2 separate regions of the Homo sapiens genome follow, and region 2 is linked to region 1. Evidence: chromatin loops called from intact Hi-C (ENCODE). Cell type or tissue: PC-9. All regions are shown on one strand. Links, peaks and the distances in the headings refer to the core of each region. The heading gives the core; the rest is flanking DNA. Region 1 overlaps SH3GLB1 (SH3 domain containing GRB2 like, endophilin B1). Region 2 overlaps HS2ST1 (heparan sulfate 2-O-sulfotransferase 1).

Region 1 (15,920 bases), core at 2,992-10,991:
AAAGTTCGGGGAACTGATAGTAGTCCATTCAGGCTGGAGCATAGTGTTCAAGAATGGAATGGTAGATGAATCTAGAGGAGTTAAGCAGGGTCATACCATGAATGGCTTTTAAAGTAAGTTGTTGTAAGGAGTTTGGAATTTATATATTGAGGAACCATTAAAGCAGGGGAGCGATATGTAGCATTTGAAGGATGAATATCAAAAAATCGTTTCAAGGAATAAGGTAAATAAAGTCACTTTGGTGTTTGTTTCTGCACATTAACACTTCAAAACTTGGCCTAGAATAAAATTGAGCACGTCCATGAAACCAATTTTGAACCTCAAAAATGAATGGTAGCCTAATCATTAGTTATTTTAATAGAATATACAGGAGCATTTACATAACTATATATTTGAGGTTTTATTAGTGGTGTTAATATCTCAAGGCAGAACAGCACTTTATCTTCACATCATTATAACTATTTTAAGCCCAAGAAGCCTTAGTACTTTTTTCCACTTTATCCTGAAACTCTGGAAGTGCGGCATAGGGGTTGCTTATACTCGCATTCTACTTAAAGCCACACTATGCTTAGGACTTGGCCATTTAAACAAAATCCAGTTGTTGCGTTATTACTGCTCTTTGAGATAAGCTCCAGCAATACAAAGTAAAACCAGTGCTACTATTCTAGAAAAGAAAGTCTAGCTTGTCTCTCCACCCTCAATTATATTATTGCTAATGACCAATGACATTGGAGGAAGTTTTATCTCTTTAATTTGTTGCAGGTTATGCTTTTTAAGATAATACATAGAAATATTCAAATATAGAACTTGACAAATCATCCAGCTTCACACTAACACATTCAAAAACTATTTATGAAGAAGAGAACCAGATTGTATTGTTAATAGTTGCAATAACAGTACCAACAGGTAGTAGAAGTAACTGAATAACAGCCATCACTTTGGTTGAGCTTAAGTTGTGCATAGGTGCTCTTCCAGACACCTCATGTGTATTATTAACTTTATAATCCTCACCACCAAATGAGGTAGGTACTATTATTATCCATATTTTAAAGATGAGAAAGCAGAAGTACTAGTCACAAGATTAGCAATTTTTTTAATAATTGGAAGGCTTTTGCATTTCAAGCTCCAGTGGCTTAATTGACATTTTTATAGAATGAGTAATTGCTATGATTTTTTAACGTATCAATAAAAGTTCTTAGAAGGTAAAAATGGCCTTTCAGTTCATTTTTTAAATCTTTAACTCTGCAAAATTGACATAGGTACACTTCAGTGGCTAATCAAAGGCTAAAATCATACTAGTAGATTTGGAAGTAAAATATGGTTAGAGAACTAAAAAAGCCATGTGTATATACATATTCATATAAATAGAGCTTTTTCTTATCTTCAGAAATGTATGTATTTAATCCCTACTGAAGAACCGAGTTCACTGAGGAAAGGATACTAGGACAGGTGGTCTTAATTTTAGAGAGGAAAAGCTATATTTAAAACTATTTCACCCTTTATCCATCAGAGAAACATTTGCTTTTCATTTTTAAAATGTACTGTTCCAGATGTGGGGGATATAGTATATAAATAAAATAATCAAAATTCCTGCCTTCCTGGAATCTACATTCTATATGGGGGCAGAAGGGAGCAGAAAAGCAATATGTATATAAATTATATAGTATATTAGAAGGTGAAAATGGTGTACCGGAAAATATAGCAGGAAACTACTTTGATGGGAGTAGAGAAAGACGTGAGAAAGCACACATGCAGGCATCTGAGAGAAGATGCTCCAGGTAGAGGGTGCAGCAAGTACAAAAACCCTGAGGGCATGACATAGCTGGTATGGTCAAGGAACAGCAAGGAGGGCTTGGCTAGAGACGAGTAGAGGAAACGGGGAGCCAAAACATATAGGGCTTCGACTTTGGTCTTTACTCAGAGATGAGGCGCCTTTGGAAATTTTGAGCTGAAGAGTGACATAATTTTAGGCTTTAACAGAATCATTCTGGCTGCCACGTTGAGGATAGGTGTTGGGTGGAAGCTGACTGATCTGTTTCAAACTTATTGCAATAATGTAGTCAGTAATTCAGTCAGAAGATGGCAGTGGCTTGGATCAGGGTAATTGTGGTAGGTAGGATGGAAGTGGTCAGGTCCTGTGGGCCTGTGGGTGTTGTTTGTTTTTTGTTTGTTTGTTTTGTTTTGTTTTGTTTTGTTTTTTTGAGACAGAGTCTTGCTCTGTTGCCCAGGCTGGAGTGCAGTGGCGCAATCTCGGCTCACTGCAAGCTCCTCCATCTGGGTTTATGCCATTCTCCTGCCTCAGCCACCCGAGTAGCGGGGACTACAGGCACCCACCACCACACCCAGCTAATTTTTTGTATTTTTAGTAGAGACAGGGTTTCACCGTGTTAGCCAGGATGGTCTCGATCTCCTGACCTTGTGATCTGCCCGCCTCGGCCTCCCAAAGTGCTGGGATTACAGGCGTGACTGTGGGTGTATTTTAGACTTAAAGCCAGAAGGATTTGCTTGACAGACTGTATGTATATTGGACACAAAGAGGTCAAGAATTATTGCAAGGTTTTGTTTTGTTTTGTTTTAGAGACAGAGTTTCACTCTTCCAGTCCAAGGTGGAGTACAATGGCGCAACTTCGGCTCACTGCAACCTCTGCCTCCCGGGTTCAAGAGATTCTCCTGCCTCAGCCTCCCAAGTAGCTAGGATTACAGGTGTGCGCCACCATGCCCAGCTAATTTTTTGCATTTTTAGTAGAAAAGGGGTTTCACCATGTTAGCCAGGCTGGTCTTGAACTCCTGGCCTCAGGCTATCTGCCCGCCTCAGCCTCTCAAAGTGCTGGGATTATAGGCGTGAGCCACCACGTCCATCTGCAAGTTTTTGACCTAAGTAACTGAAAGAATGGGGAGTTGTAGATAGTTAAAATGGGGAATGCCAGAGGAGGCAAAGATTTCAGGGATGGAGGTCTGGGAAGTATGTCAGTTATATTAGAAGCCCAGTTTTAAATATGTTAAGTTTGAGATGTCTCTTAAACATTTAAGTGGAGGTATCCAATTTTAGGATATGCAGGTCTGGACTTGGATTGGGGGCAGGGTGAATTAGATAATTAGAGAGTTGTCAGCATATCAAAGATATTTAAATCTGTGAGACTAGATAAACCCTCAAAGGAGTAAGTATAGAGAAAAGGAGAGGATCAAGGACTGATCCCTGAAGTACTCTAGCATAGAGAGTTGAGGAACGAGGCAAGGAAGATGATAACGAGTGAGGCAGTGAGGTAAAATGGAAACTAAGAGTATGGCCTGGAAGTCAAGTGAACATGTGTGAAAGTGGGAGAGAATGGTCACTGCCTAGGTCAAGTGAGAGGACTACGAATTGACCATTGGATTTAGGAACATTAAAGTCATTGCTAACCTTGACGAGTAGTTTTGGTGAAACAGTAGGCGCAAAGTAATGTTTGTAATATAAGAGACTCGGAGGAGAGGAATTGTGACCGTAAGAATACGTAAATCTTTCAAGGGGTTTTGGTGTAAAGGGGAACAGAGGAATGAGGCAGTAGTCGGAGGAGAAAGTGGGGTCTAGCAATTTTTTGCTTGTTTTTTAAGATAGGAGAAATAAGGGCATGTTTGTAAGCTGATGGGAATGATACACTAGGTGGAGAAAATATGATAATGTGGGAGGGAAAGGGAAGAATTGCTAGAGTGATACCCTAGAGAGGCAAAAAAGGATGAGATTTTGTGCACATATGGAGGAATTAGCATCAGGAGCATAGACAGCTCATTAAAGAGTTTCCTGGCCAGGCGCAGTGGCTCATGCCTGTAATCCCAGCACTTTGGGAGATCAAGGTGGGCAGATCACTTGAGCTCAGGAGTTTGAGATTAGCCTGGTCAATATGGTGAAACGCTGTCTCTACAAAAAAATACAAAAATTAACTGGGTGTGGAGGTGCATGTCTGTAGTCCCAGCTACTCAGGAAGCTGAGGCGAGAGAATTGCTTGCTTAAGCCCAGGAAGCAGAGGTTGCAGTGAGCCAAGATTGAACCACTGCACTACAGCCTGGGCAAAAGGAATGAACTCCTGTATCAAAAAAAAAAAAAGGAGTTCCTGATTGTTCTTTTTTCCTCTCAGTTAAAAGGAAGCAAGCTCATCAACTGAGTGTAATGGTTATGGGGAGAACTGCTGAAATTTTGAGGATGGGCAAGAGGGTATGAAATAGTCATCAGGGGAATGAAAGTGAAAGTGAATGGAGTAGAGAAATGTAGTATCATTGCCAGGTGGCATGTGGACCCACTTGAGGTTCCTAGTCATAAATTGAATGTAAAACAAAGCTTTTCTGTGTTTCTCCTGTTAAAGTAGATGCATGGATACTGAATAGGTAAATAGGTTTTTACCAAATCAGTACAATGAAGTGAGTGGCATAAGAAATGAGAGCATATCTAAGAGTTATTATAATAATTAACTATGGACATGAAGAAGGTGTTGGTAGGATCATAGACCCTGGTAGGCTTGTTGATGTGAGAGCACTTGAAAGAAAAAGGCGATGGTCAAAGAATGGGATAGTAGAAACTATTATTATTGGAAGGGTTGTGGTTACTGGAATTGGTAAGATCTAGATGTGACTGTGGGAATAGGTGGCTGAACTAGGATCAGGTATGAAGTCACTAGAAGAGAAGAGTTCGAGGATCTAAGAGGCTAAAGGGTTGGAAGAATTGTCCATTTGGATATTAAAGTCACCAAGAATTAAGTAAGAGATAATGTCAGTGAGCCAGGTGATAAAATCTTCTAGAAATGAAAGTAAGGGAATGAGGCATCTGTAGGTGATTGCAGTAAGAGATACTGGGTATCTCTTTTTTTAAAGAGTTGGGAATGATACAATAGATGGAGAAAATGTAATATGGGAAGGAAAGATAATATGATAAAATGTAATATGATAAAATATGATAATGTGGGAGGAAAAGATGATGTGCTATAGTTGAATAACATGAAGTTGAAGGATTGGCTAGAATTGTTTAGGGAAAAGAGTCTAAAAACAGTGATGAAGAACATAAGACTCCTCCATTGACCTCTAGGTTCAGTGATAAAAGAGGAGTATGGGAGATAAACGCTAGCACTGGAGGATGAAGGGAAGGTTTAGAGAAGAGGTTAAGGATACAGGGAATTTTGCTGATGACTGAAATGATTTCCAGATGGTATAGTGCTCGTGAAGAGAAAAGAGGACTTTTCTAGTTTAATGAATTTATTAAAACTTTGAATTTTTGTAGATCATTTTTTAGCTTAGAAATGGTTGAATTAGAATGATGTCAGACCAGCTATTTTGTACTGTTTTATATTTGGTATTATTGGGGAAACTAGCCTTAAAATAAACTGAAAATTCTAATTATCTTCAAATTATTTATGAGCACATTAATCACAAAAATCACTAATTTCTAATAGAAAATTTTTCTAAAAAATAGCACAAATGAACTTGTAAAATTTGTCCTATTCTACCATTGAGTCTTCAATTTCATTGAGATAATTAGCAGTCATATTATTTGAATGTCTACCTTCTCACTATGTGTATGTCCTTAAGGGAATAGTATCATTTCATCTTACGTCTTCTGCTTCTCATAGTCATGCTGAACATGTAGATACAAGTAAATAATACTTACATGTAAATGACAATAAATATTTTATTTGAATAGGAAAATGTGATTGGACCAGTTTATGAAAAAAAGGTTTAGTTATTCAAATATTTCTCAAAGAATTAAATTAAGAAAGCCTCATACTTGTAGTATCTAATATTTAAGTAGTTTTTCATCAATATTTTTATTTAGTAATTTATAAAGAAAAGATTAAGAAAACATTCTAATGGAAGTTTTTTGGGGAAAAAAGTATAGCCATTAATTTTAAGTTAATATTATAAGGACAGTTTTGAAACAGACTTTCAAGGATTTATATTTGAATACCACCTGAATTGTCTCTAGTATAATTGGCCCAAGAGGGAAAAGGAAGATAGATATACTTTGTCATTAACGTATTATTAATATCTATAAATCTTTTCCAATGTGAAGGTTGGTAGAAAGTAAACAGCGCCACCGAGTGGTGGTATTAAGGAGCTTTAGTCACTTGGAAATAAATAATTCGCTGCTTTCTTTTCAACAGTTTTCCATCCAATTATCTTAGTAACAACAATCAGACTTCTGTGACACCTGTACCATCAGTTTTACCAAATGCGATTGGTTCTTCTGCCATGGCTTCAACAAGTGGCCTAGTAATCACCTCTCCTTCCAACCTCAGTGACCTTAAGGAGTGTAGTGGCAGCAGAAAGGCCAGGGTTCTCTATGATTATGATGCAGCAAACAGTACTGAATTATCACTTCTGGCAGATGAGGTGAGTATTGTGGGTATGAGAAGGAAAATATATCACGAATTGACATACCTTCTAATATTATAACAAAATGCAAATTCCTCATTAGTTATTTGGAAATGGTTTCATAGATTACAGATAGTTATATTAACATAAAATTTTAATTAATATTCTTTAATAGAATATCATAGAAATATTTAAAACTTTTAACTGCCAAATAACTTGAAGATGTATAAAACTCCCTCCAATAAGATCCTTTATCTAGGCCAGACATGGTGGCTTACACCTGTAATCTCAGCACTTTTGGGAGGCCAAGGCAGTGGGATCACTTGAGGCCAGGAGTTCAAGACCAGCCTGGGCAACATAGCGACACCTCATCTCTACAAAAAATATGAAAAATTAGCTGGGCATGGTGGTGTGCGCCTGTAGTCCCAGCTACTCAGGAGGCTAAGGTGGGAGGATCGTTTGAACACGAAAGGTCAAGGCTGCAGTGAGCCGTGATCATGCTGCTGCACTACAGCCTGGGCAACAGAGTGAGACCCTGCCTCAAAAAACTAATAATAATAAATAAATCCTTTGTTTTTCAGCACAATTGATAATAACGTTTAAAGTCCTTTTGGTGAATAATTTAAACAAATTAAATACAAATCTGATTGGTTTTCTACTTGTTTATTTTTTTAATGTAGTTAATAACTGGAAGTATTTTATTTTGCAGGTGATCACTGTGTTCAGTGTTGTTGGAATGGATTCAGACTGGCTAATGGGGGAAAGGGGAAACCAGAAGGGCAAGGTGCCAATTACCTACTTAGAACTGCTCAATTAAGTAGGTGGACTATGGAAAGGTTGCCCATCATGACTTTGTATTTATATACAATTAACTCTAAATAAAGCAGGTTAAGTATCTTCCATGTTAATGTGTTAAGAGACTGAAAATACCAGCCATCAGAAACTGGCCTTTCTGCCAATAAAGTTGCATGGTAAATATTTCATTACAGAATTTATGTTAGAGCTTTCATGCCAAGAATGTTTTCTTACAAAATTCTCTTTTTATTGAGGTTTCACTAATAAGCAGCTTCTACTTTTGAGCCTCAACTTAAAGCAGAACTGTTTTCTACTGGATTTTTCATTAACAGCAAGCTTTTTCTTTTATGTAAAATAAATCTATTGTGAATTGATATCAGCGACTCATTTATTAGGTATAAATAATAGCCAAAGAATAAAATTAAAATTTATTTTAAACTTTCGGTCTTAAAAAGAGCTGTAGGATATAAACCTCTTTTGTGAAAAGTAGAATTTTCTGAATGCTTTCATAGACAAAAACGCATTTAAACTATGTTTACCTGGTTTTCCAACAGAAATCAAATGATTTTAATATTATGTTTTGATGGGTTATTTTCAGAGTTGTTTGGTTTTTTAAACACTACTGAATGGTTTCTTTTAAATTTAAGAACAACTAGTTCTTGAAAAGCAATACCGTATTTCTCTGATAAATTTGTAGTTAAGGTTCTAGAAAATCTAGGACAAATTTACTTCATTAAACATAAAGTTTTTAAGATTATTCAGTTGGCACAATTTAATGCATAATTGGGATTGGATCCATTTACTGTACTGTGGTACAGTAAAGAGAATGTGTTCTTATTGAACAGCAGATTTGTATACAAATACGGAATAATGCAACTACATTATAAATTGTATACGAACAAAATAAATTGGGTCACTCTGAGCTTACTATTAAAACATTGAAAATTTATTAATGAACACAGGCTATCTTGATGAGGATCTCTGCTTATGAAACACATACTAATGAAATTATTAGTGACACATTGGAAGCTAGAAAATTGCTGTTGGGGCCATTGCTATAAATCATTGTTTCCATGTTAAGACTTCTGTTCTAATTCATTCATTCAACAAACATTTGTTGAGGGCCAGATACTGTGCTGGTCAACTGGGGATACTGTCCTGAACAATATGCACACAGTTCTTGCCCCTGCAGAGCTTAAAGACCATTAAAGGATACAGAAAATTAAGCAATTATCCTATAGTAGGATTCGTGGTGTGATGGGGAAAATACAAGGTACTGTATTTGGGAGTCATGTAACTCCAGTTTTGGGAGTGAGAGAGGGTCTGGGGAAGAACTGTTCCAGATAAAAAGATGTGTAACCAAGATAGCATAGCACATTCTGACAACTAAAGCAATTTACTCTAACTTAAGCATGAAGTACAAAAGTATAGTTCATTTATTGAGGGAATGTTAAGCTATTAAAATGATACTTTTTGGTACTTTTAAAAAAATGAATACTTAAACACCGTTTTAAAATTTTGTGTTAAGAGCTCCTAATAAGAACTTGGTAAACATGTTGACAATTTAACTCACAGTCTAAACTTTAAAAGTAGTAGTTACCCTTTTATTTCTGTGCCATGAGACAAATTCTTCTGCAGTTTTATAGTTGTACAAGATGTTTTGACTCACTCTCAATTGCCATATTCTTAAAGAAACCCTGAAAAGCTGCTCAAGCTGGTCAGTTTTCTGTAAAACCAAGTAAATGAAATTTTCTCTCCCCTCAGAAAGGAAGTTCTACAGCCTAGAGTACCATCTATTGTGTTTTATAAGTCCAGATTTAGGCTTTGAAAGATCATACCAAAACTTCAGATCGACTTAAACAGCAACTATGAATTAGGTTTATGGGAAATGTAGTAATACAGGGGAAAGAATATCGGTAATGGAGTGAAATGGTCCTGGGTTCAAATCCAGTCTTCCTCACATATTGTGCTCTTTAAGCTTCAAATGAGATGTATAACTGCCTTTTCCTTACCAGTAAAATGAGGACAATAATTATGACACCATAGGGTGGTTGTGAGGATTAGCAAATGTTATCTTGTATTTCAGGTGCCTTTCAGGGAAAGGCTTGGCACATAGTAAACACATCCTGTAAATATCAGTTTCCCCTTGTTAGCCCCTGTAGCATCCTGACCTACCAAGTCTATAGGCCTTGCATATCACTGTGCACCAGAGATACCTCTTTTACATCTGGGCTCTGTTTTCTCTCTATCAATCCTATCCTCCACCCTCTTTAAATCAGACCCCAGGTTTAACCTTCCCACAGTCAGTATAAATCATTTTTCAGAACTTTCAGCTTTCCATCAAGTGAAAGTTGATTTTAGTTACCCAGTAATGTACAGAAACCTTCAATAATGTTAAGCTTCAAAGGCTTCTGGTACGTTTGTCTACCACAGAACCACCACAATATATATGCTTGTTCTTAGGTTTATTGCTTTTTATTTTAATGGGGTTTGGTTGTTTGGGTTTTATTTTGGTTTTGGCTTATTTTAAAGTCAAGTTTAGTTTTTACTCAGGTAAAGGCCTGAAGTTTCTTGGGCGTGGAAGAAAAAGCTTGGGAAGCCTATTAATTCATGGTGCAGTTCAGAATTGTTTAAATAAGCTCTGTGCCACTGAGCTTAATCTGAAAGTATAGTGACATGTGAAGGATGCACATATGAATGAAAAACTAAAATAATTGTAGGCTCTTCTATAAATGAAAAAAAAAGTGATTGGATTGTGTCTACCTTTTTCCTCAAAGTAATCTAACCTAAACGGTCATGGTGTTAAAACTTTTTATGGTGCTAATCAGAAAAATTGATGTTGCAAGAAATGAGGTCTCAAAAATGGGAATGTGCCTCCTCACTCTGCGTCACATGGGAAATAAATCCTGAGGCCAGGATCACCAGTGGGGTAGAGTCATCTTCATAGTCTCCTGTTATCCTCCCCCTGAACAAAGAACAAAGTGAGACTGGGAAGCTAGTGTTGGGGAAACATTTCTGGGATAAACTGTGGAGTGGAGAAGACAATGGAGGGCAAGGCAAAAACCCACAGACTTGTTTACCCATAGAGGCCCCACTCACCTCCATGCTGACAGAATTCCAGAAAAATTCCTTCCCTATCTCCCAAACACCTGAAATTCTGAAATATTGCCCTACTATTTAGCACTTTAAGCTTCAGTGAGGTGCTGTAATGGAGAGATAGCTTCATAGTTTAGCCTATAGCCAACTTTGCCTCAAGACCTCCAGATAAGATGAAGTGGCTTTTACCTCATGTGAGTCTCAAACGCTGGAGAGAGAGTTCCACAACCACCCCTGCCCTTTCTCCCATATTACGCTCATTAGAAAGTCTACTCAGGGCTGGGTGCCGTGGCTCATGCCTGTAATCCCAGCACTTTGGAGGCTGAGGCGGGTGGATCATCTGAGGTCAGGAGTTCGAGACCAGCCTGGCCAACATGGGGAAACCCTGTCTCTACTGAAAATATAAAAATTAGCCGGGCATGGTGGCGTGCACCTGTAATTCCAGCTACTCGGGAGGCTGAGGCAGGAGAATCACTTGAACCCCAGAGGCAGAGGCTACAGTGAGCCAAGATTGCACCACTGCACTCCAACCTGGGTGATAGAATAAGACTCTTGTCTCAAGGAAAGAAAAAATGTCTACTCAGTAGAGCAGTGATTGGCAAAGTGTGAGACCCCAGACCGGCAATATTGGCATCTCCTGGAGACTTGTTTAAAATGCTGATTACTATTTTCAAGAACTTTCTACCTTCATTTTTACTTATTTTTTGTTTTCAAGGGCTCATGGAATCAGTCTTCCATGTGACAGCTTTTTAAATATTTTAAGACAAAAACTGAGTCTTCTAATCTTAATTGTGTTCTAGCAGTAGTCATTGTAATTATAGTTATTTTTATAATTTATTTGTTTAGTGTATATCTGTCACTCTAGAATGTAGGCTCCCTGAGATAAAAACTATAATTCTTTTGATGGCAGTTACATTCCCAACTCTTAGCACAAGATCTAGGACATAGTATGAACTCAATAAATTTTTGTTGAATGAAAGAAAAATGCAAATTTATAAGCCTTTTCAGAGACCTACTGAATCAAACTCTGAGAGTGGAGCCCAGCAATCTGTTGTAAAAGCTGTTTGAGTAATACTGTTGCACTCTAAGCTTGAGAACCACTGCAATAGAACTAAGAGAACATTCATTTCACCTTCAGGCCTATTCTCTGACATCACTTGAAAAATCCTCTCTGCCTTCTGTAACCCTTAACCAACAACAGTGCCCTGTCCATGTAGGGGAAACTTCTGGGCTGTATTACAAGTGGGTAGGAAGGTATAAGGATATCATAGTGGGAAGTATTGCTTAGAATGCCAGTACTTGTTTGCTGTGGAAGGTTTCTAGGAATGGATTGCTTAGTCTAAAGTAAGCACTACCACCATCCACGTTTTCACTCAACACAGTGCCTTTTAATTGGTGACTAACATCAAAACACCTTGACAAACCGTTAAAACAGTATCAGAAACCATGTGTACATCCCTGTGCCTCTTAGATTGCTAAGTTCTGCTCTCATTCTTACTTCAAAGGACACTTTTTAAAGAATTGTTAATGCTTTTTTATAATACAAGTCATAGCCCTGTTGGCAAAAAGAAAAAAGATTCAGTGAGAAAGAAAAATCACTGATAATTCCATCATCCAGGGAGAACCACTGTTATTTAAGTATATGGCCTTCCAGACTTTTCTGTGCATTTATAGATATTTTTAATGGGATCAAAGTGTACATACTGTTTTGTAACTTTTTTTCACTCAACAATACCATGACTGTCTTGCTGTGTCAAGTATATTTCTACATCTCTTAATGGCTGCATGATATTCCATCATATGTGCCACATTTTATTAAACTACTGTTCAATTTTTAGGTTTCCAACTTTCATTAATAAAGTGCTTTAAAGAACATTGTGTTGCTAAATCTCGTATGTGTTCATATTTTCTCACGATAAATGCTTTGAAGTGGAATTGCTAGTGAAGAGGGTATGCCAGTTTTTAAAAGCTTTTGTTACTGCCATGTTGCCCCCTAGAAAACTCTAAGCAATTTATACTTTTATCAGCAGTATATGAGAGAATACTGTTTCTTTTGGAGGGCTTCCAACTAGAATGTTCTTGGAGTCTTTGGTTTAAAAATAAAGGGTAAGAGGGAGATAAAAAGATCCTGCAAAATTAAAGTCCAGTCTTAAATGTTTCTTAAATTATGACATTCATTTACTGTTCTTCCCTCTTTATCATATATTTTGTATTACTTTGGAAATGTTTGTAGTACTAGTTGCCTCTTGCTTTTATTCAGTCTCCTGGAAGCATTATTACCTTTCTGACATTTGCAAAGACAGTAGAAGAACAATCTTAAGTAGACTTGAATCTTGAGGTATCTTTGATGCAGGTGTACTGTTGATGGATTTAGGGAATGTAGCCGTAGTGGGGAAAGTAGGATTTTGGAAGGTAGGCAGAACAGTGGCTCTCCCACTTGTTTTCCTGGCCTTTTGTCAGTCATTAAACCTCTCCCACTTTGAGCCTGCTTACTCATCTCTAGAATTAGAATACTATAAACCTACCTTGTAGCATTGAAAGGATTAACCATATTATGAAGAGTGGCTGGCACCTAGTGGATAATATTATGGCTTACTAGGATTTATAGATGAGCATGTTAGAGCATTTGCTATTGTCAACCTCTGGAGTAAATATCACTGCCATTGCCAAAGAAAATCTTCCTTGAAAGCTGTCACAGTGAATGAGCATTGTCTTGTATATCCTTATACCTACGCAATCCTCATTCTTATGGAATCTGGCTCATTTTTTCCAGTCAGGTATTCAAGTAATGTAACCAGATAAAACTCTCAGACAAGATGTACAGTGGAAGATTTCAACATTACCATGCTTAACAACAGTGTACGAAAGTGGTAATCACAGTCTTTTTAAGTGGTAAACCTTGCCAAACTGCCCCTTCTGATACTCCCCCACCCTTGGCCCACAGCTGATCTCAGTGCTTCGGGGGGCTGTACCTCTATGTGAGAGCCTGACATAGGACAGGTGACTCAGCTCAGTAACAGTATTGTTAATTAGCTAAGTCTCAGTAGCATCTCCAGGACTGGAGATCACAGAATTGATTCATCCATAGTGAGAGAAATGTATTTAAAGAAGTATCTGAATTATAAAAGTTGCTCAGCAGTATTCAAAAAGATAGATGTCCCAGGGTTGAGCTGCAGTCATCATAGCAAAACCCCACAGACCAACCCATTTTAATATTTGGATGAACCATAATAAATTTAAATTAACATCTGTTGATTATAACTCAAACTGCTCAACCAATAAAGAATGAGTAGTAAGAGGACTTAAGGGGGTTGTAAGTAAGGAAGGCTATACAGGAAGCTTCAGGCTTACGAGAACAAGACGAATAGCTAATTGGAGGTGAGATGGACTACCATTATAAGCAACTTTTCTGAGAGTCTGATGCACCAGGGTTTAGGGCACATGTTTCTGCTCAGTCTCATGTTCTAGTAAAGTTCTCTGAAGCTTGAGCTGTAGTAGGCAGTTCCCAACAACCAGGCATTTTGATACCTGCTTGCCTTTTCTATGTATTTTCTTGTGTTCAGCTTCACCTGAAGATCCTCATTTGTCAAGAATAAGCTCAAACTCTCATTCCTCCATGAAGAGATTCTGGATTCCGCAGGCAGAATTGCATACACACACACAACTATCACATGCATTTTGCCTTGGATCACAATTACTTGCCAACTTGAAGGACAGGATTTTGTGTCCCCTGACACCTAGCACACCTAAAGCTGAGTTTTGGCAAGCTCATAGCTTGCTTGCAGCATTGTATTTGCAAAAAAATCTATTAATGATTCAAATTTGGTGCTATTATGTGTATTTGCCCTAAGAAACATTGGCTGTTTAGGACACCAATATTACAGAAAGCACATATCTACTTTTCTTGGAGAGTAATCCCCAGAATCTATCATCATGGTTATTACTTCATTGGCTCTGGTTAATTTTACGGTGCTCATCACTGACTCATACTTTACAAAACAGTAATTTGTTACAGCATGGACTTTTGCTGGCCACATCTATACTTCAAATTTAGGGTCAGTCACATCAAGGTTGGATGGGGGTATTTCCATTGTTGAGCTTTTCTATATAGATGTCTTCTGTAAAATGGGCTAAATTTCCTTCCTTTCTCCTTTTCTCTGCCTCTTTTCCACCCTTCCTTTTTTCCATTTCTATACATTCTCCCTCTCCCTTCTTTCAAAAAATTTACATGAGAAAATGTATAATAGAAGATCTTGATCAATTGATATTTGTGAATGACAAATCTGACCCAGATTTCTGAGAACCAAAGAAAGATGTATGATCTGGCTTCAGATTGACTGTTCACATATAGAAACATGCTGGTTGCTCAGGAGACAGCTACTCATAAAGAAGCACTCATAAAGAGAGCACTGAGACATCAACACCAAAGCGGAGTTAAGAGGCCACAGTGCTGGCACTGATTCATGGATTAAATTGTACATGACTGCTGCATTGAAGTTTTCATCAAACTGAGAGTATAAATGGGCACAAAATTATTCACATTAACACCCTGAAACACAATGTCGCTGAGCCGTGGCCTGTCCGATCATCAGCAAGTGGAGGATTCCCCTCGCCTGTGTATGTTTTAGAATCTCCAGAGACACATCCACAGTCAATCCTCTTCTTTCTACCTGCTAGTGAAGACAGGCCTTCTATCCCAGCTCACACTCCTAACCTAATTGCCTCAGAAACTTTCTGCGGTCACTGCCAGTGAATCTGAGGTTTAGCATGCTGAAAGTCGGTAAAATGGGAAGGTCACCACTGGCATCTGATAGCCCATTCTACAGAAGTGGGTATGGAATGCCTGCAATAAGGTTGCTCATCAAGATTCAAAATCTTACCTCAGTTACATGATAGAGTTTTCCTCACTGATACAACAGGGGCCCACTGCCTAGGCAACCACGTGGTGACAAGTATGTTACCCAGACGTTGTGTTTCTTGCTGACCTCTAACCCACCCCCTTCTTCAATGCTACCTACAGCCCACAGTGCTTGGCTCACTGCTGCCTCAGACAGAGAGGAAAGTCAGAGTTCTATGGCATGATGAGAGCCATTTCTTCCCTATTAGCACTCAATCGCAGGCTTCCCAGAAAGCACAGCTCTCTTTTAAGTACAAGAGCTCTTTAAATTTACACACACAAAGCCAGTTCTCCCAGGAGAAAGCCCTCACCAGATTGTCTGGTGAAGATAAATTCCACTGTTGGACACTTTGCAGTCCTGGAACCAAGGCTCCCCTTTGTCCCATAGCTCCCCTTGGTGTCAGGGAGCTGCTCACCTGTCTATTTCTACCTTCATGATAAAGTCCCTTTTAAGGGCCGTATTACTTTATCCCACACTCTGGCATTGATTAGTACCATCTCATGGCATCCATATGCTTCAATATATTTGGACCCCAGTGTTAGGAGCAATAGAGTCCTACTCTATTCCTGAACTATAAAATGTTACTATTCAGCCCAGACAGAATGTTTTATTGCAAAACCACCTAGCACAGAAATTGACTATAGACTTTGGAATCAAAAAAGCAAATTTTCAAATCTCAACTCTACCACCTTATTAACTGTGTGTTCAGTAAGTGACACAACCTGAACCTGTTTCTTCATCTACAAAGTACAGATTAAAATGCTTACCTCCTAGGTTTGTAGCAAACAGTACTTC
Region 2 (15,920 bases), core at 2,922-10,921, 220 kb after region 1:
AACATTATGCATATTATTACCTACATTTCTACTTTAAAAGCTAAATGTTTTATTTTAAAAAATCTCCCTGATTCTACTATGCATTTAAGGAAGAAATTATACCAGTTCTCTACAGTCTCTTCCAGAAAATAGAAACAGGGGGAATACTTCTTAACTCAGCATTACTCTTAATACCAAAGAGTACCTAATACCGAAGACCATACAAGAAAGGAAAACTAAACTACAGACCAAAATCTTTTGTGAATATAAATGTAAAAATCCTCAACCGAATATTAGCAAATCAAATCCAAAAATGTATAAAAAGAATTACATACTATAGCTAAGTGGGATTTATTCCAGGTATGCAAGGCTGGTTCAACATGTGGAAATCAATTCATGTAATCGATCACATCCACAGTCTAAATAAGAAAAATCATATGGTCATATCAGTAGATGCAGAAAAAGCATTTGATAAAATCCAACATCCATTCTTGATTAAAATCTCTCAGGAAACTAGGAATGGGGGAAAATTCCTCAACTTGATAAAGAAAATCTACAAAAAACTTACAGCTAACATCATATTTACTAATGAGAACATAGATCCTTTTCTATTATGATTAGGGAAAAGGCAAATATGTCCCCTCTCACTACTCTTCAGCATCATCCTGGAAGTCCTGGTTAATGCAATAAGACAGGAAAAGAAAATAAAAGGTATACCGATTGAGAAGGAAGAAATAAAACTTAATTCACAAATGACATGTTGGTATATGTAGAAAGTCCCAACAAATCACAAGTGCTCTGGAACTAATAAGTGATTATAGCAGGTTGGGTGCAGTGGCTCACGCCTGTAATCCCAGCACTTTGGGAGGCAGAGGTGGGCGGATTGCCTGAGGTCAGGAGTTTAAGACCAGCCTGGCTAACATGGTGAAACCCCGTCTCTACTAAAAATACAAAAATCAGCTGGGCGTGGTGGTGCACGTCTGTAGTCCCAGCTACTCGGGAGGCTGAGGCAGGAGAATCGCTTGAACCTGGGAGGTGGATGTTGCAGAGAGCTGAGATCACGCCACTGCTCTCCAGCCTGGGTGACAGAGCAAGACTTTGTCTCCAAAAAAAATAAAAGACTATAGCAGTGTTGCAATACCATTTATATTAGCACAAAAAAATTAAAGTCCTTAGATATAAATCTTGCAACATAAGTACAGTACAAGATCTATATGAGGAAAATGACAAAAATAAAAAATCGAAGATCTAAATAAACAGATATTCCATGTTCATGCTTAGGCAGACTCAATATTGTTAAGATGTCAAGTTCTTCCCAACGTGATCTATAGATTCAGTGTAATTTAATTCAGAATCGCAGCAGGTTATTTTGTGGCTATCAGCAAAGTTATTCTAAAGTTTATATTGGTCAGAGACCTAGACTAGGCAACACAATATTATAGGAGAACAAAGTCAGACTGACACTATTGTACTTAAAGACTTATGAAGCCACAGTAATCAAGACATTGTGGTATTGTTGAAAGAATAAATAGATCATTGAAGCAAAATAGCGCATAGGTAGACCACGAATATAGTAAATTGATCCTTGACAAAGGAGCAGAGACAAGGAAAAACGGTAATTTTTTCCACAAGTGGCACTGGAATAACAGGATATCTCATTCCCCTCCACGCCACCAAAAAAAAAAAAAAAAAGAATCTTGACACAGACTTTATACTTTTCACAAAAACTACCTCAGAGTGAATTGTAGCCTTTAATGTTAAGCACAAAAATGTAAAACTCCTAGAAGATAATAAAGGAGAAAATCTGGTGACCTTAGGTTTGGTGATAACTTTTTAGACAAAACACCAAAAGCATACTCCATGAAAGAAAGACGTTGTTAAGTTGGACTTCGTTAAAATAAAATATGTACGTTTTGTGAAAGTTACTGTTTAGGGACTAAAGAGATAAGTCACAGACTGGGAGAAAATCTTTGGAAAATACATACCTGAAAAAGAACTGGCATCCAAAAATATTCAGAGAACCCTTATAACTCAATAATAAATGAACAACACAATTAAATGGACAAAAAAATCTGAACCTCCTTGGAGAAGATATACAGATGGCAAGCAAGCATTTCAAAAGATGTTTCCACATATCATTAGAGAACATGCAAATTTAAACCACAGTGAGATACTATACACCTATTAGAGTGATGAAAATTCCAGACACTGACAATACCACATGCTGGTGAGTATGTGGAGTAATGGGAATTCTCATTCATTGCTGGTGGGAATGCAAAATAATAACCTTCAAAAGACACTTGGGCAGTTTCTTTAAAAGCTAAACATATTCTTACCATATGATCCAGCAGTCATGTTCCTTGGTGTTTATCCAAATGAACTGAAAACTTTAAGTCCACATAAAAATCTGCCGATACATGTTTGTAGCAACTTTATTTGTAATTGCCCAAACTTGGAAGCAACCAAGATGTCCTTCAGTAGGTTAATGGATAAACAAACTGTGGTACATCCAGACGATGCAATATTATCTAGCCATAAAAAGAAATGAGTTATCAGGCCATGAAAAGACATGCACAGAGTCTATTTAATAAAAAAAAAAAAATCTACTTGGAGATTGAGGTTACAGTGAGCTATGACCACACCACTGTACCCCAGCCTGGGTGAACAGAGTGAGACTCTGTCCATTAAAAAAAAAAATTCCTTGAACTATACAAGCAATAAAATGAACTACAGATGTGATGAATATTACAAATACAGTGGTGAGTACAAGAAATCAAGGGAAAACATATACTATGATGAAATTTTACTATATTGTTTAATATTGTTTGAATAAGAATATATTGTTGATAAAACAAGAAAAGCTAAGAAATGATTACCGGAAGGATAGTTTTTATCTCTGTGGAAGGGAGAATCAAGAAGGAACACTTGAGAGATTTCTGAGGGTGGTGGAAGAGTTTTATTTCCCATCATCATGGTGGTGTGTTATTTAAGTACTCATTTTCTAAGTCTTTAAATTGTACATATTTTTCTTCAAATACATTCTTTTAATTGAGGTGAAAATCACTTCACAGTCAAATAATCATTGTCAAATGTACTTTTCTGTGTTATTTAGTGTATTCATAATGTGCAACCAAAACTAACAGCTCTTTCTAGTTTCAAAATTTTTTCATCACACTCCAGAAACACCCTATACTCCATTAGGTAATCATTCCCTAACCTCCCCCTAAGCAGGTCCCCTCATAACTTTTAATCTGCTTTTTCTCTATATGGATGTGCCTGTCCTGAATGTATCATAAAAAGGAATCATACAATTTGTGACCTTTTTTGTGTGGCTTCTTTCGTTTAACATAATGGTCTCAAGATTCATCCAAGTTATAGTATATATATTTGAGTTTTTTTTATGACTAATATTTCATTATATGTATGTAACTGTTCACCCACTTATCACTGATGGACATCTGGTTTATTTTCATATTTCGAGTATTGTAAGTAATGCTGCCATAAATGTTCTATACATCTAGTTTAATGTATTGCAATATATGTAAGATACATATTGTGAAAAAAATAAGAAGGAAAAACATCTTGTTGGGACCGTGTGCATTACCAATAGTGGCATGTTGCTAAATATTGACAGACACAAAGATAAATTAAGCATGATCCTTACCCTCAAGGGTATGTACGGAATTTTGTTGTGGAATTACAAAAACAGTAATCTAACATTGCATATTTTAGAGCATCATTGTAGAATTGAGGCTCCCCCTTGAAGTAGTTTTAAGGTAATACAAATTGAGATAACACAGATAATTATAAAATATGAAGTTTGTACACGGATGATTAAGATACTTGGATCCTTAAGCATGATCATGATTAAGCATAATCCTTACCCTCAAGGGTATATATGGAATTTTACTGTGGAATTACAAAAACAGTAACCTAACATTGCACATTTTAGAGCTTCATTGTAGAATCGAGCCTCCCCTTGAAGTAGTTTTAAGGTAATACAAATTGAGATAATGCAGATAATTATAAAATATGAAGTTTGGACACATGATTGGGTAAGATACGTGGCTTGCCTGGATGCTGTGTTCAGCTAGACAGCTGTGATTTACAGGTGAATTACAAAAACCAACAACAACAACAAAACAAAACTACAGCTCTGAGATTCCTAATGATCATTGAAAAGAGAGGCTAGTCTGTACAATAAGATTTTTTTTTCAAAGTAAATATAGGTTATAGGTAGTTGTAGATAAGTTTTTGGATTGGAACATACAGTTTTATTTTTTTCCCAAGCATTCTCTAAAAGATATGAAGTCATATATCCATTGCCTAAAGTCAGTAAGTTCCATAAGTGAAAATAATTGATTTCTTCAATTGATAATTGATTTCTTCTCTTCCAAGGTAGTGATTCTCCTCTAGTCTTCAACCCCTAGAAAAAGGTGGTAGTATAGAAAGAGGTGGTATTGCTGTATTTATTTTTGGATAAGCTAAAAGCAGGGGGCTAATTCTCTATTAGTAGCTAAAAACAAAAAGTCCTGAGAAAGTTCGAATTTTTTTTCATATTTTTCTGTCAGAAGGTACAGAAAAATTGTGTTTATTAAATCTTTTTTTTTGTATTTTTTTTTTTTAATTGATCATTCTTGGGTGTTTCTCGCATAGGGGGATTTGGCAGGGTCATAGGACAATAGTGGAGGGAAGGTCAGCAGATAAACAAGTGAACAAAGGTCTCTGGTTTTCCTAGGCAGAGGATCCTGCGGCCTACCGCAGTGTTTGTGTCCGTGGGTACTTGAGATTAGGGAGTGGTGATGACTCCTAAGGAGCATGCCGCCTTCAAGCATCTGTTTAACAAAGCACATCTTGCACTGCCCTTAATCCATTTAACCCTGAGTGGACACAGCACATGTTTCAGAGAGCACCGGGTTGTGGGTAAGGTCATAGATCAACAGCATCCCAAGGCAGAATTTTTCTTAGTACAGAACAAAATGGAGTCTCCTATGTCTACTTCTTTCTACACAGACACAGCAATAATCTGATTTCTCTATCTTTTCCCCACGTTTCCCCCTTTTCTATTCAACAAAACCGCCATCGTCATCATGGCCCGTTCTCAGTGAGCTGTTGGGTACACCTCCCAGACGGGGGTGACAGCCGGGCAGAGGGGCTTCTCACTTCCCAGAAGGGGCGGCCAGGCAGAGGCGCCCCCCCCCCCACCTCCCGGACGGGGCAGCTGGCCGGGTGGGGGCTGGCCCCCACCTCCCCCCCTGGACGGGGCGGCTGGCCGGGCGGGGGCTGCCCCCCACCTCCCGCCCGGACGGGGTGGCTGGCCGGGCGGGGCGGCTGGCCTGGCGGGGGCTGCCCCCCACCTCCCGGACGGGGCGGCTGCTGGGCGGAGACGCTCCTCACTTCCCAAATGGGTCGGCTGCCGGGCGGAGGGGCTCCTCACTTCTCAGACAGGGCGGCCGGGCAGAGACGCTCCTCACCTCCCAGACGGGGTCGCGGCCGGGCAGAGGCGCTCCTCACATCCCACACGGGGTGGCGGGGCAGAGGCATTCCCCACATCTCAGACGATGGGCAGCCGGGCAGAGACGCTCCTCACTTCCTAGACGGGATGGCGGCCGGGAAGAGGCGCTCCTCACTTCCCAGACGATGGGCGGCCAGGCAAAGACACTCCTCACTTCCCAGACGGGGTGGCGGCCAGGCAGAGGCTGCAATCTCGGCACTTTGGGAGGCCAAGGCAGGCGGCTGGGAGGTGGAGGTTGTAGCTAGCCGAGATCACGCCACCGCACTCCAGCCTGGGCAACATTGAGCACTGAATGAACGAGACTCTGTCTGCAATCCCGGCACCTCGGGAGGCCGAGGCTGGCAGATCACTCACGGTTAGGAGCTGGAGACCAGCCCGGCCAACACAGCGAAACCCCGTCTCCACCAAAAAAATACGAAAACCAGTCAGGCGTGGCGGCACGCGCCTGCAATCGCAGGCACTGGGCAGGCTGAGGCAGGAGAATCAGGCAGGGAGGTTGCAGTGAGCCGAGATGGCAGCAGTACAGTCCAGCTTCGGCTCGGCATCAGAGGGAGACCTTGGAAAGAGAGGGAGACCGTGGGGAGAGGGAGAGGGAGAGCTGTGTTTATTAAATCTTAAAGCTAAATATCTTTAAGAATATTCTTTAGTAATTGCTTCCTTTCTACACACAGACACACATGTATATTTATTTATCATGAGTAAGTGACAGGTGATTCAGTGCCAATCTGAGTTCCTAAAGGTTACACAGTTCAATTTATTTGTTTTTATTGTTTTGTGATTAGCAGCAATAATGTTAGTAATAGTAGATACACTCTCTTCATATGTGAAGACTGATGATGTCCCGTGTGCTTAGAGCTATTTTTCTAGTAGTCATGGTAGATTTGCACTAGTTTACTCATTCTAGATCTCCTTTAAACATTATACATTTGTAGTATTACTGATAATGTGTGTAAATGACTGATCTGCTAGCCAAGATTAGGTGTGTCTGGGTCATATTTTAAGTGATCCCCTTAATTTCAGACTTGTTTCAAAAAGGATTTTATGCATCTTTCAGTAATAGAGTAAGACAAAGTAATTAGCTAAGGAAATCAGGATGACTGGAAAATGAGCACAATTGAGTGGCATTTTGTGCCTGGTACTTTTCTGACCATCTACTGGCTCTCTCTTGTTCCTTCACCTTACCCTGCTTGGGGGCTTATCTCTGCTTGGTTCCTTACCATTCATTCATTAGTTCCCACTTGAGGCATGGCATTTATCCCAAAATTCTTGAACCTCGGTGGGCTTTTCCCCCCTCTGCACAGCTCCTAAGGGACTAAGGTACTAGGGCATCTTATTTTTTCTTTTGTGGCCTTCCAGAATAGTTCCTTGCTGCCCTCTTCTGGCTGAGACCTTAGGGTGTTGTTGAGCAAATTTTGGTTTTTAATCCTTTAAATTCCAGCAATATTTTGGATAAACCAGTGGTTCTCAAGCCTGGCTGCGTATTAGAATCACTCTGGGGAGTTTTAAGAAAACTACCACTGTGTGGGCCCCACTTTTGGAGGTTCTGATTTAATTGGTCTTGGGGTGGAGGTGGGAGGCTGGTTTTTTTTTAGGGGATTAAAATCTCTAGCCAGTGATTAAGATCTAACCACTAGGATAAATGACCCTTGGAATCCTGAAGGGCTTGTGCTACTTAGATATAGTCCTCACATTTTTAGATATCATAATGGATTTTTAAAAAATAGCATTAAAGTTAGAAATACAGGAGTATTTCTACCCTCTCAGGAAAAGAATAGTTTATACAAGGAATGATATGAATAAGCAATAGGATCTAAGGTCTTTGTAGTGTCTACTAATACCAGAAGAGATTTTGGGAAGATACTTTGTGTTATCATTTGCCTGTTTGGTTTTCTGTTTCTCAATTTTCATTTCCTCTGTTTCTGTTTTAAGGGCCAAGCCACAGGCTTCTGCATGAGTTTGGCCATTGACAGATACTAGCGGAAGATTGGAGGACAGGTAGAAGGGAGAAGCCAGGGTATTTTTTGGTTGTCATGTCTGGTAAAGGCTATTTCTCTGGTAGGGGCTTCTTGTCCTTTGTGACTTTAGCTCTTATCAGAGAGCTCCTCCTTCCATGGTCCAAATGTGTGCTGGAAAATTTCCTGTATTAGTAGCTATGTCTTCTATTAAATATATGGAGAGGTTTCTGTTTTTTTGATTGGACTCCTATTTGATGTACCCTGTAAATACTACAATATGCTTCTCTTTCCTCTCTTCTGTGTTTCTACCTTTCCTCCTATCTGTTCTTTGGTACTTTTCCTACTCCGGTGATAGCCACCTGAATTCTGAACAATATTTATAACAGTTAGGGTTAGGGGGCATTGCTCTTAAATTGGAGTCTCTAATTTTATGGAATGTTCTTTCTAAGTTTTACTTTTTTACTTTCTGAAACTTGTAAAGCATTCATACGATATTATTTCTTAGTTGGATTAGAAACGTGATGGGAAATAAAACTTTAATATGAACTTGTTGAATACAGTTTGTTAGTAGATACAATTTGTAATCATCCTGTTTTGTTTGTTTGTTTGAGGTAGAGGTCTTACAGCCCAGGCTGATCTTGAACTCTTGGGCTCAAATGATCCTAACCATTGAAACCTCTTGAGTAGCTGGTAGATTACCAGCACATGCTACCATGCCCAATTTATCATCTTTTTAATAATGCTTTTTGTTTGTTAATTATTTTGTTAAGAATACTGTTGCAGCTACTTTGTTTTTAACATTTTGACCCATGATACAAATCTCTCTTACTAAACTTTAGTTTGGGTCATTTAAAAAAATAATAGAGTGCATTCCTTTTTTTTTTTTGAGGCGGAATTTCGCTCTTGTTGCCCAGGCTGGAGTGCAATGGTGCGATCTCAGCTCACTGCAACCTCTGCCTCCCAGGTTTAAGCGATTCTCCTGCATCAGCCTCCTGAGTAGCTGGGATTACAGGCATATGCCACCATGCCCAGCCGGTTTTGCATTTTTAGTAGAGATGGGGTTTCTCCATGTTGGTCAGGCTGGTCTCGAACTCCTGACCTCAGGTGATCTGCCCACCTTGGCCTCCCAAAGTGCTGGGATTACAGGTGGGATTACAGCCACCATGCCCGGCTTATTTAGTCTTTGAAGGAGTATTAGGATCTTTAGTTTCTAAAAGTGGCGTATTAACTAGCTCTTTATTATGTAACCATTTGTACTATATTTCTTATTTTTTAATTTTTAAAAATTTCAAGAGCTTTTGGGGTACAGGTGGTTTTTGGTTACATGGGTGGATTATATCGTGGTGAATTCTGAGATTTTAGTTTGCCTCTCACCAAAGTAGTGTACATTGTACCCAATATGTAGTCTTTTATTCCACATTCCCCTCCCCTTCTCCCCCTACTGAGTCTCCAAAGTCCATTACATCACCCTGATTGGTTTTGCATACTCATAATGTAGCTCCTACTTATAAGTGAGAACATAGGGTATTTGGTTGTCCATTCCTGAGTTACTTCACTTAGAATAATGGCTTCCAGTTCCATCCAAGTTGCTGCAGAAGACATTATTCTGTTCCATTTTATGTCTGAGTAGCATTCCATGGTGTATATATACCACATTTTGTTTATCCACTCATTGGTCATTGGGCACTTAGGTTGGTTCCATACCTTTGCAGTTGTGAATTGTGCTGCAACAAACATTTATGTGCCTGCGTCTTTTTCATATAATGACTTCTTTTCCTTTAGGTAGATATCCAGTAGTGGGATTGCTGGATTGAATGGTAGACCTACTTTTAGTTCTTTAAGGAATCTCCGTACTGTTTTCCATAGAGGCTGCACTAATTAACATCTGCACCAGCAGGGTGTAAGTTTCTGTTTTCACCACATCCATGCCAACATGTATTGTTTTATGACTTTTTAATGGCCATTCCTTCAGGAATAAGGTGATATCTCATTGCGGTGTTAATTTGCATTTCCCTGATGATTAGTGATGTTGAGCAGCGTTTCATATGTTTTTTGGCCATTTGTATATCTTCTTTTCAAAAATGTCGTTTGCCCACTTATTGATGGGATTATTTGTTTTCTTCTTACTGATTTCTTTGAGTTCCTTGGAGATTGTGGATACTAGTACTTTGTCAGATGCATAGTTGGCAATTATTTTCTCCCATTCTGTGGGTTGTCTGTACATTCTGATGATTATTTGTTTTGCTGATTTGCACTATATTTCCTTTGATGTGGGATTTATTTATTTAGATGTAGGCTTTGCATGATATCCAAAGCATATATATGTATTTGGTAACACAGTTTTTGAAGTCTTGAGTTTTGTGTGGTTTTGGCTTAGGTAATCTTTGGATTACTTATTTCTCCAATCCTTTTTTTTTTGAGCGAGGTCTCACTCTGTTACCCAGGCTAGAGTGCAGTGGCACAGTTGAACCCTCCAGGCTCAAGTGATTCTCCCACCTCAGCCTCCCGAGTAGCTGGGACTACAGGTGTATGCCACCAGGCCCAGCTGTTTTTTTGACTTTTTGTAGAAATGAGGTCTCACTATATTGCCCAGGCTGGTCTCGGGACTCCTGGCCTCAAGCATTCCTCCTACCTCCGCCTTCCTAAGTGGTGGATTACAGGCATGAGCCAGCACACCCAGCCTCCAGTCCTCATAAGTGGTTCTTCTAACTTTCTCTATTATTGTAGACGGTTTAAACGTCTTTACTTTAATCATTTGTTTAAAAAAAAAAGCTTCATGCTGCTAGATTTAAGATGCCAAGAAATCATATTTTTGGGAATTTAACTCTGTTAAAAATGAATGTTGTAAACTAATTTTATTCTCTCATATTTGTGTGGAGACATAAGATGAATCATTAGTACCATTCAGCTGAGTAGTGTAGAAAACGGAATTGTTTTTCTTTGCTGAAAGAATTGAATAAAAATATTTTCATGAAGTTATTCTTTGTACCAATTCCATGTAAGTAAGGTTGCTACAAATATATGATTTCTTGACATATATGCATGTCAAAGTATGTACTAAATATAAAGTGTTACTTTTCATACTTAATACTTTATCTTAATACTTTACCTACAGAGGTTTTCATTTAAAAGCCTGTTCTTAAAATTACATTAATCTTTCAGGCTTAAAATTGCCTTTCAGGTTTAAAATTTTACTTCTTAGTTCTAACCTCAGTTATAAGTCCCTGGTTAGGGTTCTTCTGAAACCTCAATTTGGATTTAAGGATACATTTTCTTTCTATGCCCTTTTCTTTCTGAAGCACACATTTTTAACTTGTTTATTGAGCCTTTTTCTCTACTTGTGACTTATGGAAGTAGCTTTATAAACGTGTGTGTGTGTGTGCGCACGTGCCTGTGTGGAATTGCAGCAGAAGTCATTCCTTCTCAGCTAATTTCATGTAATTCATTTCAGCGTGAAGGTTGGAATGATCTAATGGTTTTCTAAGAGCTAGACTTTCATAATAATGTTACACATTAAAACACATAAACACAGTTGTATAGATGTTACTGAAACTTAGAATTATGATCATATGAAGTAGAAGAGTTAATTTTACAAATTTATAAAAACAATTTGGAGTTGGCTTTTTACTTCTAGCTGTAACTTGTTTACTGACAAGACTGAGTTATATAAAATATTTTAATTAAGTATAAAATAATTTAAATATTTTAATTAAGTTATATAAAATATCTTAATTAAGAGTTGGCTTTTTACTTTTAGCAGTAACTTGTTTACTGATAAGACTGAGTTATATAAAATATTTTAATTAAGAGTATTTAGTTGGGGCCGGGTGCGGTGGCTCACGCCTGTAATCCCAGCACTTTGGGAGGCCGAGGCAGGTGGTTCACCTGAAGTCAGGAGTTCGAGACCAGCCTGACCAACGTGGAGAAACCTCGTCTCTACTAAATATACAAAATTAGCCAGGCGTGGTGGCACATGCCTGTAATCCCAGCTACTCGGGGGGCTGAGGCAGGAGAATCACTTGAACCTGGGAGGCAGAGATCGCGGTGAGTCAAGATCGCGCCATTGCACTCCAGCCTGGGCAACAAGAGTGAAACTCCATCTCAAAAAAAAAAAAAAAATGAGTATTTAGTTAAAGAGACAACTTTAACATTTTATAACAGAATGATTTTATTTTGTTTTGGTTATTCATCCTAACAATGCACATTTTACAAGTAATAATGTATTAATGCAAATAAACATGATTAAAATAGTTTCCTCTGTAAGCCATAACAGTGCTGGGAAGAATCCACAAGAAGTATAGGTCAGTTGTGAATAAAAAAACTGAATGAAAAATCTGCTTAATGAAATATAAATTAAAAGATTTTAAGCATAATTTTAATTTATAATTTTTTTTTTGAGACAGAGTCTTGCTCAGTTGCCCAGGCTGGAGTGCAGTGGCATGATCTCAGATCACTGCAGCCTCCACCTCCCGGGTTCAAGTGATTGTTGTGCCTCAGCCTCCCAAGTTGCTGGGACTACAGGCGTGCACCACCATGCTTGGCAAATTTTTGTTTTGAAATGGGGTTTCACCATGTTGGCCAGGCTGGTCTCGAACACCTGACCTCAAGTGATCCACCCTCCTTGGCCTCCCAAAGTGCTGGGATTGCAGGCATGAGCCACTGTGCCCTGCCTGTAATTTTTATTTAATTTTTCCGGTGATGGCATGAGTGAATGTCCACATTTAAAGTTATTTTGGTTCACACATGGCCTTTGTTTATTATTTATGAGAAAAAATTATAGAAATAATTTAAGGGTGGTACAGAAATGCAAATCTAGAGGACTTAAAATGTACATGAAAACTCCATTTGATATGACAAATAATTTACAGGTCAAATATTTTAATATTTATATATATAATAGATGCCAGTTAGCACAATTGACAAGTTCTCTTTTACGGAAAAGGCCCCAAAATGTCTTCTACTGATGCCAGATCAGTTGATTATCTAGGGATAGATATCTGAAATAAGCTAGGCCAATTTGATTTTCTCACTCAGGAATTACTTTATTGACTAATTTTATTAGTTCATTCAGTCAGCAAGTATTTATTGAAGGCCTGTTACATGTTTGGTTGCTAGAGATACAATGATGGAAAATTCAGATAAAGTTTCTGCTCAAACAAAGAAATTAAATTGGCTAGACATGGAAATAGTGGCATCCAAGAGGGAAGGTCTATACATTAGTGCTGTTAAGGCCTATAGAACTCCTCTGATTCCTGTCATTATTTAAAAAACAAAACAAAACAAAACAAAACAAAAAAAAACCTTGGCGGTTTAGTTATTTCTTCAGTTCTGTGAGCTACCCAAGCATCCTTCCAGTCTTTCCAATAAAACGGACCACCTCCTTCTTACTCTTATTTTTAATTTCTTAAATTTGTTTTAAGCCAAAAAACCCTAACCAATATATAAATTGGACCTAGGGTGGGGTTTTATTATGTACTCAGCTTAGGTCAGATGGTTAGATGTCTAGTCTTATATCTAACAGATTGGCTATGAAGATGTGGAATTTGAATAAAAGTGATAGCTTCTTTACACGTCCAATCTTAGAGTAGGGAAATGAGCATTTCACAGCAGAAAGTTTTGTTCTGAACAAAACAGAGTCCCTTGTAGTGTATATCTATCATATATACTGCATTATGTTTGGTTAGGACTTGAAAATTTTATTTCATTGCATCATGTTTTTGATCAAGAATTTGTAGGAATTTTGTGCAACAAGAGGTTATAATGTTAATACGTATTAATATTCTGACCGAGGTTGAAGTCTTCATTCTTGAAAGAAAAAAAAAATGCAAAAGTATTCTGATCTCAGAAGATATGAAAACTATCACTCTTCAGAATTACTGGCTTTGTGTTTTGAACTAGCTCTTTCAATAGTTTAACCTTCAACTTTTTATACTTGTCATAACTTGTTTATTAAATGAATCACTATGTCACCACATTCTATACTGATTTACATAGAGAAGATGTTCAGTAAAAGTTGGCATGATTTAAATTTTACAACAATTAACCATAGAGTTTCATCATAAGATTGGTTTAAGTGCATTCATTATTGCAGTTGCAAGGTTATGAGTTGTTAATGTTTCAGAAAAATTTTTAAGGACCCCTTTTAAAAAACGTTTTGTGTTTACATATATACATACCTCCTTCATCCTAGGTTTCACTTTCTCTAGTTTCAGTTAGCCAAGGTCAACCTTGGTCTGAAAATTGATGAGTACAGTATAATAAAATATTTTGAGAGGGAGAGAGAGAACATTCACATGGCTTGTATTACAATGTTATTATAATCTATTTAATAATTATTTTTTTTTAAGAGATGGAGGTCTCATTCTATCGCCCAGGCTGGAGTGCAGTGGTGTAATCATAGCTCACTGTAGCCTTGAACTCTAGGGCTCAAGCCATCCTCCTGGCTCAGCCCCAAGTAGCTGGGATTACAGCCAAGAACCACCACACCTGGCTATTTTATTATTGTTGCTGTTAATCTCTTATTGTGCCTAATTTGTAAATTAAACTTAATCATAGGTATGTATAGGATAAAACTTAGTACATATGTAGTGTTCAATATTGTTTGCAGTTTCAAGCATCCACTGGGGGTCTTGGGGCGCATCCCCTGGGGATAGGGTGCTGGGACTACTGTGTTCCTTACACAGTTTCATCTAATGTTAACATTTTGCATAACCATGGGACAGTTATTCAAACTAGGAGGTTGACATATATGTTATTAACTGCAGGCCTTATTTGAATTCCACGTGTTTTTCTTCTAATGCCTTTCTTCTGATCAGGATATAATCCAGGATTGCACATTAGATTTAGTTGTCTTTATTCTGCAGTCTATAATAGTTCTGCAGACTTTTTGTCTTCTATGGCTACACTTTGAGTTTGTACAATGTGCTCTCATGATTGGGCCAGAGTTATGCATATTTGACAACAATATCACAGAAACAATATGTCTTTTGTCATGGGGTTCACGATGTATGTCTTCTTTACTGGTGATAGCAACCTTGATCACTTGTTAAGGTGGTTTCTGCTGGGTTTCTCCACTGTAAAGCTATCTTTCCATTTGCAGTTAATACATTTCTTGGGAGACACTTTGAGACTATGCAGATAAAATCTAAGGATCTTTCTTTGTTCTTAAATTTTTTTTTTAATTTGTGTAAATTTATGGTCTTTTTTTTTTTTAAATCTAACTAATTACCAAGATCTATGGATTTATCATTCAAAATCAATCTTTCCTTTTTTTTGGATCAAGTTTAGATCAGTTTCCTTAAATTCATTTTATCATTCAATGATCAAGTATGCTAAAATGAAAAACGCTAGGGATGCGAAAATGAACAAGATGTAAATCTTGTAGTATCACCTAATAGTAGGCCTTGGCATTAGACAGATCTGATTTCAAACCCTAAATTCTAATCTTGGAGTCCTGTGAAGTTGTGCAAGTTGCTTACCTTTGTTGGGCCTCAAATTACCTCACAGAATTATTAGTAAGGGATAAATATGAAATTCTAGAAAGGCAAAACTAGTCTACAATGCCAGTACATTGTTGATTGCCTTGGGCTAAGAGTGGGAAGTTGACCCAAAGGGAGCTGAGGAACCTTTTGGGATGAAGGAAATATCTTCTATCTTAATTTTTTTCCCAAAACCTTATAGTGTACATTTGAAGTGAGTATATTTTATTGTAGGCAAATTATATTTTAATGAAATTGATTTGAAAACCAAGGTGGTTCTCCTTGAACCCAGTTTTCCATTTAATGGGATAAAATATGATATGTAGAATTCATAAGTCTTAAGGTTTTAGAAATCAGTCGTCTAGCTCTCCCTTATCCAGAGGAGTCTTGTGACAATTTAGCATTTGCAGAGCAATTTAAGAGTTTAAGTCTATAGTTGTGACAGAGTAAGAAATATATTTTTGGTCCTACCCCCAGTTCCTGACACAGAGAACATGAAAGCCCTTATAATTTCCTGAGTTGTAGGAGTACTGTCCTATATTCTGTTTTAATATTTGGTCATTGACCCTGGTTCCTGTCTCAGAACTCCTAAATCCCTTTAAATTTTTGGGGTGATAGTAGAGTCTTTTGTTCTAATGGGGTGACACTTGGGCTCCTGCATAGCTTCAGAATGGGGGCTGGTCACCAGAAAGTCCACACCATAATTAGAACCTTGGAAATTTCAGCCCCACTCCCATCTTCTGGAAAGGGGAGAGGGACTGGAGATTGAATTAATAATCGATTATACCTACATGATGAATGCTAAAAATTATTAAACTGTGGGATTTGGAGAGCTTCTAGGTTGCATTGAAATGAGTCCAGAGAGGCCATGGGAGTTCTGTGCACCTCCTCTACCTTGCCTTACACATCTCTTCCATTTGGCTGTTTCTGAGTTGCATTCATTATAATAAACTGGTAAATGTAACTAAAGTGCTTTCCTGAGTTTTGTGAATT

What was found. Hi-C counts contacts between places; a loop is a spot of excess contacts. Peaks named below come from ENCODE experiments on the same cell type or tissue, not always from the same donor. Only the 100,000 strongest peaks of a DNase experiment are listed, where the experiment ranks them.
Region 2: a loop joins it to region 1, with 2.3 times the contacts of the local background. A loop is called at or near these places in 2 of 110 quality-filtered maps.

Annotation. Positions count from the first base shown.
Region 1 is chr1:86,736,083-86,752,002 of GRCh38, forward strand. SH3GLB1 (SH3 domain containing GRB2 like, endophilin B1) reads left to right here. Exons shown (of 9, transcript NM_016009.5): 8 at 6,126-6,354; 9 at 7,046-12,102. The coding sequence ends at 7,153. Among named protein-coding and RNA genes, the nearest start is that of SH3GLB1, 39 kb to the left of the region's middle. In PC-9, for the core only: CTCF peaks have their summits at 6,057 (motif pointing left) and 6,260; no DNase peak of the experiment used is centred there.
Region 2 is chr1:86,958,574-86,974,493 of GRCh38, forward strand. All of the region lies in intron 1 of HS2ST1 (heparan sulfate 2-O-sulfotransferase 1), which reads left to right. It overlaps LOC124904211 (a long non-coding RNA gene), which reads left to right and starts at 11,519. Exons shown (of 2, transcript XR_007066207.1): 1 at 11,519-15,920. In PC-9, for the core only: a CTCF peak has its summit at 6,886 (motif pointing left); no DNase peak of the experiment used is centred there.